Regions from separate parts of the Mus musculus genome. Here region 1 is linked to region 2. Evidence: chromatin loops called from intact Hi-C (ENCODE). Cell type or tissue: left cerebral cortex. All regions are shown on one strand. Each heading gives the region's core, and the rest is flanking DNA. Links, peaks and the distances in the headings are about the cores only.

What was found. Peaks named below come from ENCODE experiments on the same cell type or tissue, not always from the same donor. Only the 100,000 strongest peaks of a DNase experiment are listed, where the experiment ranks them.
Region 1: a loop joins it to region 2, with 1.9 times the contacts of the local background. A loop is called at or near these places in 1 of 42 quality-filtered maps.

The regions. Positions count from the first base shown.
Region 1 is chr3:144,252,443-144,256,830 of GRCm38, forward strand. No RefSeq gene overlaps it. Among named protein-coding and RNA genes, the nearest start is that of Gm46828, 18 kb to the left of the region's middle. In left cerebral cortex, for the core only: no CTCF peak of the experiment used is centred there; no DNase peak of the experiment used is centred there.
Region 2 is chr3:144,365,403-144,369,790 of GRCm38, forward strand. No RefSeq gene overlaps it. Among named protein-coding and RNA genes, the nearest start is that of Gm34434, 15 kb to the right of the region's middle. In left cerebral cortex, for the core only: a CTCF peak has its summit at 2,213 (motif pointing left); DNase peaks (open chromatin) are centred at 1,890 and 2,216; H3K4me3 peaks cover 740 bases; H3K27ac peaks cover 277 bases.

The DNA.
Region 1 (4,388 bases), core at 266-4,265, 110 kb before region 2:
GGCCAGTGACCCCTTCTCTTGGAGTAATAATTTCCTACTTTCTAAGTGGAGATGGTACTAATTGCCTTGTAACAGGACTAACTCGAGGCACAAAACCTATACAAATATCTCACATTTTCGATCTGTAACAGACCATCAGGGGCCTTCTGACATGTGGAAACTCTCTGACCCAGTCCAACAGGATGGACCCAGACATTACATTCTGGTTACTCAACATGTATCTAGATTTATATATCTTTAAAATTGAAAGACAGAATTGGTCATGACATGTTTGTATTTCCTAATTAATTGCTGGAGCTCCTCATTAGTAGAACATTCCAGTGTCTCTCATACCTTTCTCCCTGAGTAACAATTTGAGAATTCTAGATTTTCACACAGCCAGACCTAAATGTGCATGCAGTTAGGAACTATGGAAGCTTCTTCAGTCCTCTATTCCTCAGTTTCTCATGTCACAGTGCAGTATGGTATATGGGAAACAGTACACCAGAGCTTGCTCGGCAAAACTGATTCTCTGGGGACAGAGTCATGGCAGGTACAGATCTTGAACAGGCTGGCCAGGCTTCTCTCGGGGAGGGTAGCAACAGGTCTCTGGGGCTTCTCTGACCTCAAAATGCAGGTCCCAGGCCCCAGATCTTTCTGCTTGTATACCTTAGCCTCTGAGTGCTGTTGTATTATTGTGGTTTTGGTTTTCCTGTGTCTACTCCCTCCTATCACGGGGGCAAATACCTCTAACATCCAGAAGAGTACACAGTATTGACGGTTTACGAAAAGCAGAAAAGGGCTGAACTTCAAAGGCAGAGCCCTGGGAGGGAACAGAGAGAGCGCTTCTGAGCCCCTGCAGTAGCCGGCATGGGAACCAAGGCTGCCTCTGCTCTCTGACACTGAGATTATATCACACACAAGAGAAACACTTGAGATCAAGCGAGACCATGAATCTAGGTCATTCTTCTCTGAGAGACTCTCTTTTCTCCCAGACTGGATGGGAAACAAAACGTTTGGTTTCCCAAAAAGCTCCCAATTCCAGCATTCAGGAGTTGCCACCATCAGAGATGGACAATCTCCCCCTGGGTTCCAATTTAGGAAACCTTAGAGGATTGATTATTCTGATTGGCCTGGTTTGAAGGCAGTGTCCACTCTCCGACCAATAAAGCCATGGCCAACCCTTGGGGAGATAAAGTCATGCTGCCCAGAAAAACTCAGGAACACCTGAGTTGGTGCCAGCCCTGACGAAGGGGCCGTTGTGAACCAGGAACCAACCCTGAGCACCTAGGGATGGAAGAGGCCGGTGCACTAACAGTTGCGTGCTGATTTCTGCCATTCTAAACAAGCTCTAAAGTACTGGGTCGGATGGGCTAAAAGCACATAGATTCTGAAGTGGTTTTTCTAGTCACCAAAGAACTACATGGAGCAATAAACACAGACTGCTTACATATATCTAGCCTTTTACTAAGCACTGAAGGAAAGGGTGGGACTTGGAGAGATGATTAAATGCTGGCCCTCGGGAAGCTTAATCACTGTCGGGTCACTTCCGATATAGGTGGATCTTGGAGATAGGCTAGTCCCAACAAAATCCTGGGAGGTTGGACACAGAGGGTTGATCTGTGGAGAGGATGGGCCAGGCTCTGAGCTCCGCTCTCCTTCCGGAATATCATTTGCCAAATCTCTTCTGCTCATAGGTGTGTTACATAAAACAGTATTTGGAAAACAAAAATAAAATAAAATAAAATAAAATAAAATAAAATAAAAAGTGAAGGGCGTAAGTTAACTGCCGATCCGTGTTAGGTCCTTCACTTTACTCCTAAGGACTCCAGCCAGGGCCCAGGAGATCAGCCCAGCCTATAAGCCTCACTGCCCCCCACCACCACCACCACACACCTAAGCAAAGATCTGGTTGGTGAGGCAGGCAGCCCCATCCCTCTCCTCCTGAGCCCAGGCTTCTGCTCTGCCACCAGCTCTTGCGTTAATCAGCCACCACAACCAAGAGGGCTGCTGTGGCCATTTGGAGAAGATGGCTCCCTCTTTTGGGTCATTCTCTAATAACCCAGCTAGCCAGTGGGGAAAGTGAAGGGCAGGAGGAGAGGAAGGCAGGGCACAGCCAGCAAAGCCGGGCAAGTCATGGACTAGAATGACTAATGTATGCCACAGCAAAGCATCGGAAAGCCAGGGATCCTGGGGTTGAGTTGGAGTGCACACGCCCACAGGCCGTGCTCCTTCTCCAGTGTATGACACCCTGTGCTGACCCCTTAGGAAAATGCAAGTTCTGTCTAGGGTTTCTTCTAGAGTGGCTATTTTTGACTCAAGTCAAAAGCCAGGTCTTTTTTCTTTTTCTGACTTTCTTAGACACAGTCTCATATTGTTCAGACCAGCTAAGGATAACTTTTGAGCTTCTAGTACTCCTGCCTCTACCTCCTGAGGTCTAGAATTACAGATAACTCCTACCCTGCCCCATCCATACAGTGCTAGGACTAAACCCAGGGCCTTGAGAATATTATACAAGAACTCTATAAGCTGAGCCTTGTCCCAGCCCATGGTTTTAGTGGCTTGGTGTTTGTTTGTTTGTTTGTTTTGTTTTGTTTCTTTTGGTTATTGGTTTTGTTTTGTTTTGTTTTGTTTGGTTGGTTTTTTTTTTTTTTTTGGTTTTTCTGAGTTTTGTGAGCTTTGGTTGCTGTTGTTGTTTTTATTCTTCCAAGGAAGAGGCTATGATGCAGCTGTGAGAGAAGGATGAGAGACCATCCCTGGCAGATAGTAGGTGTTCAACAAACACAAGTGGTGGGAACACAAGTGTGAGTCACTGGGACACAGTCCCTTGTGTGTTTCTTCTGGATGTTCAAGAAGACATGCGAGTTAAAGATCGTAGAGTTTATAGCAGTATCTCATGGGCTATAAATCTCAGCAGTGCAGTCTTAAAAATCACCACTGCCTACTGAAAATCCATTAAACTCCATTCATAGTCCAGAAACCAGGGCGGAAAAAAAATCCTGCAACTTCTGCCTGTGGCTTCTCTGCTCGCCTTACCATTTCTTCTAACTTTACTCCAGAAAAAAAAAATCTCTAGGGAAATGAAATTAAGCCGTTTCCCAGATTTACTTTGCAAAATTAGTCCTGGGCTGGCCTTTAACAAGGCAAACACATTCTGCGGAGTCGCAGGAACAACAGCACAGCATTCCTGGACCGAGGCTTGGAGCCCATGGAGCCAGACAGGCTGAACAGGCAGAAGACAAGGATGTGTGTTTTGTAGCAAGTGCTGCCTTCAAGGCTGCTTGTCCAGGGGCAGAGACCTCTCTCCCTTGCCCTCTGGTTGGACCTTGCCCTTTCCTGCTCTTGGAAGTGGCATATGTTTACTGTCCCTGCGTGTCTAGGCTAGGGAACTGTTATTCAAAATCACTAAGTCAGGCCACGGTCTTATACAAGTTTCTAGAGACTGTCACCAGAGTGATACAGTGCCCCCATCTAAATGTCCCTCTTCTTGGAGTCTTGAGATGATGTGGCCTTTCTTGACACAGAAGCTGCCCGCCATGGTGAGTCACCCATCAGAGGCCCTGCTTGCCAAGGACTACATGGCACAATTTGCCTGGAAATGAAGAAATTCCATTCTAAATCTGCATATTCATCATTCTAGGAAGATAAACACAGTGTAAAGCTAACTAAAATATTTAATAGTCAACATTTAATAATTCCCAGATCATATGTGGGACAAGCTCTCATACGGAGGCCACCGCCATACTCATAAATAGGAAATTATGCAGGCAGTGGTCAGGAAAGCTCTCTCCCCTTCCCATAATAGATTGTCTTTCATTCAGTGTGGGTTTCAACAGTTGCCCCAGGAGAAAATAACGCCTACTCTATCCTTGCCTTGTGGACCAGAGGTCGTGGTATTTAGCAGTCCTGGAATGCCCTGTATCTGAGAGTTTCTTATCTCCCCGCCCCTCAAGGAGCTTTGCTCTGGTTTCTCTCCTGAAAAACAAACAGTAGCTACGGCAATAAAAAAATTATGGACAAAGTCAAACAGCCACATGAATTCGGACCCCAGTCAGGTAAGGATGCCTTCAGAAGGAAGTCCAAATCCGAAGCAAATCCTTAGCCTGTGGCTTTGGACCTGAAAATGCAGCTCATTGGCTCCTGCAAGGGCTAAGGGGGACATTTTAAGAGACAAGGATCAATAGAAGCTCCTTCCACTGACAAATGGGTGGATTTCCTTTTTGTCCATACATTTACTGATTTTGTTTGAGTATGTGGCTGAGTAGTTGGATTCAAGACAGAGTCTTGCTAGATAGGCCAAGCTGGCCTCAAACTTGCGATCTTCCCGCCTCTGCCTCCCCCCATGCTGAGAACGACAAGCCTCTGTTATCAGACCCAGCTCACTTGGTCTCTTCTTATTTATTTATCCA
Region 2 (4,388 bases), core at 198-4,197:
CTCCTCACAGAAGAAAGGCGTCACCTCTCCCAGAGCTCAGGATCCTGGGTTTGGCTGAAATCTGTTCTCCTGCACCGCACATCTCTCTACACAAGGCCCACCACACACAAGCTGCCACACGGCCTATGTTTCAAGAGACACTGGGTAGGAATCCGTTTTTATTTTAGCAAGGACTCAGATCCGTTTGTCATTAATCCCCTCCCTTCTCGTCTCATCCTTCATCAGTCAAATGACATTTCAGGTACCACTGGACGCGGTTTAAAGGACAGAGCCTTCCTACCCTCCCTGTGTTTCAGAGGAGAACTGACTCAGGGGCCTAAGGGACTTTCTGTTCAATGAGGGGTTTGTGTTCAGACTTCCACGTGTGAGCAATTGACCAAGGGAACCTGTTAAAGAACTAGTCCAGTGGCCTCTAAGTGGAGCCTGGGGCAGTGATTCTCAGCTGCAGTACTCTGACAGAACCCTGGGCCCCACTCCACCCAACTCGGTCACTTTGGGACCCAAAAGCCCATAGTTTTATAAGTTTGTCAGGCAAGCCTGGCGGGGTGTCTCTAGACTACACCTGAGCCCATGAGTGTGTATCCACAACACCAAGATCATTTGCAGCGCAGGCTTGGGGAGAGCCTGGCTTCAGGATATTGGAATGTGAGGAGGTCAGGGCCAAAGGGCTGGACAAAGATGCTGGAGCCAGACGGGTCAAAGGTTACATGCCCATTCTTTTCCTTCTGAATCCAAGGAATGACTGAGACCCCCTTGTTTCCCTGCATCCAAATGCATCTGTCAGTAAGATAAAGAACGGCTTGTTCACTTCTTGCTGCATATTTCTCCCTGGGTCCCTTAAAAGCAGGCCTGTGCCCACCCCCCACCAGTCAGCATTGTGTGTGTGTGTGTTCTCTCTCTCTCTCTCTCTCTCTCTCTCTCTCTCTCTCTCCCTCCCTCCCTCCCTCCCTCCCTCCCTCCCTCCCTCCCTCCTCCTTCCCTTCCTTCTTCCCACCTACCAAGGTCTCACTCAGTAGTAGCATTCTCTGGCCTCAACTCACAGAGATCCCTCTGCCTCTGCTTTCCAAAGGCCAGGATTAAAATAGCTAGTTTTTTTCTGTTGCTCAATTGTCACAATCCAGTCTACCCAGTATAGTTTTCTTGTGTTTCCAGGCAATATCATAACTAGTCTGGACTTGAAGGATCAAGCCAAGCCACCTGGCCTAGAACCTGAAGCAGTTCTTACTTCTGTCACTAGAAATTATAATCCTTAATTTCACTTCATGACTTAAGGCGTCACCCATGGGCTCACTCTTTCTGCCCCTATTCAACTCCTAAGCAAGAGTAGAATTCACATAACCCTGCTTTAATTTTTAACATGTAAATAATTAATTCTCCATTTTAAGAACTCGTTAAAATGCTTCATTTCTTAATCAGCCCATTTGACTGGAAACAAAGGTGTCTGCTATTCAAGTTTTCGTTTGAGTCCTGTTAGTGTGTTAAAAGTTCCCCACATGATCTGGCTCTCACTCACTACCTCTGCAGCTGCCAATTAGGTTCCGAAGCCTCTATTTCAAAAAAAAAAAAAAAAAAAAAAAAAAAAAAAAGTTTCTCATTTTCTTTAAAAAAGAAAAAAAAATGTAATTAATGTCTGCTCATCACAGGGTTTCTTGTGTTCAGGCCCAGGGTGTTAAACATTTTTAGGTTGACTTGGGTCAGCTTTGAAATTTCTCAGACAGTGAAACTCGAGAAGGGCCTGCATGTTCTAGTGCTCCTCACTGCAGCCTGTTAAATATGGAGTGGATATTTAACATGGAGTTTTTGTGCTTCTCCGCTGACTTCAAGTGCACCAAATAGTTTACCAGACTATTAATTAAACGAGAGCGCTGCACGGATGCACATGCTTTTCAAAACCATTTGCATTGGCCCAATATTGCCCTTTAATTTTTCAGTCGCATTAAAGTAACACGACGAACCGCAAAGGGTAGCCGGCTGCGTGCCGGCAGAGATGCTAACGCTGATGAACCCGGAATGCTGAATTCTTTTCAAAAGAAGGGGAAAGAGCAGGAGAAGAAAAGAATTTGCCGGAAAGGAACTGACTCCATCCTGTTCATGTTCTGTATTGGTGCCACTTCTGGATGGAGGTTTTAATTTAACAGGATTTCACTGTTTGGGGAGGAGGGTCAGCCCCCATCTGTTTGGGACCAGAGTGAGCTCCACCTGGTGGTGCGATTGATTTCTGAATGAACTGGGCTTTCTTTCAGTACAATAGAGCAATTGTTTGGTTGCTTTTAAGCACTCGCATTCTTGGAATCTGATGGGTAAATAAATAAATAAATAAATCGCACCGCAGCGTGAGCTCTCCGGGCTGCTAATTGCGTCTGACCCATTAAGCTCTGTAGCCCCGGCTCCAACTCTGACACGGCTGACTTGGAGTTTGAAACGTAAATGGAAGGGCTGCCTTTGCAGGTCATCACACCGCACAGCATCCTTTGCTGGAGCACTTTCCAAGACCTGGAAGGGAGGGGAAACAGATATAGGCAATTATTCCAGGGCTGCACAGCTGTCGGCATTTGGGGCTGCCAGACACTGTCACTGTCCCATCTCTATCCAACTCCACCCAGGGAGGGAAGATAGGGTCAGACTGTCCCAGAGAACAGTGTGAGAGGTGTCACGCAACCATATGTTCATTGCTCCCCTGGGAGAGACCCAGAGGAGAGCTTTCCCCTCCCGCACCCACCTTTAAAAGCAGGTCTCTAGCTCCATCCTCGCTACCCATAAAGTCTCTTTACAAAGAGAGCCTATCGAGATTCTCTTTCTTTACAAAGGAAAGTTCCTCCACACCTAGGAAGCTTATCCAAAAGCAATAATCTGCACTGCTCGTCTGCCAGGGGCTTGTGCAAGGGTATGACTATTCCCCTTTAGCTCTGCATCCTCTTGGCATGGTCTCTCCCTGAGGGTTTCTGCTCTGGGTATATTTAACAGTGACTTTGAAAACAACCGGGGATGGTTTTTGTAAGGGATAGAAACAGGCCTGAGAGGAAGGAAGGGCAGCCACTGGAGAACACTACTGTGGGAGGAGGGACTTGCACGTCAAAGAGGCTTGGTGGGGAGGGTTGGGGAGAAGCTCAGAAGTAGATTGTAGCTGGGAGAGGAACTGAGGTCCAAGCCTCAGCTCTTAGGTAGCTCAGAGAGGCAGGGGTGGAAACTCTCAGAGAGGAAGGCTGCATGCGGGGACCCCCTGTGTCAGAACTGTCCCACAGCCTACAGCTGCACCCAAGGCAGAAGTCAAATCCCAGAACCGTCACTGCTTCCTAGATCTGTGAGCTTGCCTAAGCTATATAACTCCTCTGCCTCAGTTTACAAAACCCTCGGATACAGCAGGCATAGTAAGTAACACAAAAATATCCTTGTTGGGGGCAGGGGGGGGGAATTCCTCACTGAAGCGTGGCGTGACAAATCCCAAGGTTTGTGATCATTAGACTCAAGGCCAAGATTTATTTCATTTGCTGGAAGCATTTGAGCCTCCATAATCACCTGAGCTGCACAGGGCTTCCCAGAAAAGACAAAGTTAAGCATGAGTCCACAGCATCATAGTGAGGGTCTGGCTATGGCTAGGATGCCCTCTAGACTTTATACAGCTGCCTGCTACTCCAGTATAAGACTCTAACTATAAGACAGCCAAGGCCTTGATGCTTTGTATGCCTCAGGGCCCCACTGGTTTTCTACAGGTCCAGCCTTGCCAAGCTGTCTTTTGCACACATTTGAGGTCCCTACAACACCCTGTGACAAGGAGACAACACTTTGCTGTACACCAAGGTCAGGCTACAACGGGCTCTGCCATCTCTGTACTTCTGATCTTACTGTTTGTACATGCAATGGACAATCCTATGTGTCAGCTTGACTGAGGGATGGCAACGGAAAGCCACTCGTTCTTCCAGGCCCTGTGAAGGTATTTCTGAAAAAGATCTGTATTTGATTGATAGACTAAGACCACCCTTGCCAAGCCGGTATGCACAATCCAATCCGTGGAGTAGATCAGACAGGAGACAGAGGAAGAGTGAGTTCATTCTTTCTGCTTGAACTGGCATATCTACCTTCTGCTGCCCAGAGGCATCGACCCCTGGACCACAAACCTTCTTCACACTCTGACTGGAACCAATACCTCCAGCTCCCTTGGTTCTGAGGTCTTCGTGTATAGAACGAAAATATCTCCCAGGCTTCTGGTTCTCTGCCTTACAGACACTAGCTTCTGAATGTCCATAATCACATGAGCCAATATCTCTTTTATACATCCACATTTGTATCTACGGATTTAGTGTCTCTGGAGAACAATGACTAGTACAGCTGGATTTGGCTCTGCTTTATTTTCTTATGGAAGATGATGCCTTTGTGAGGAAATCATTTTA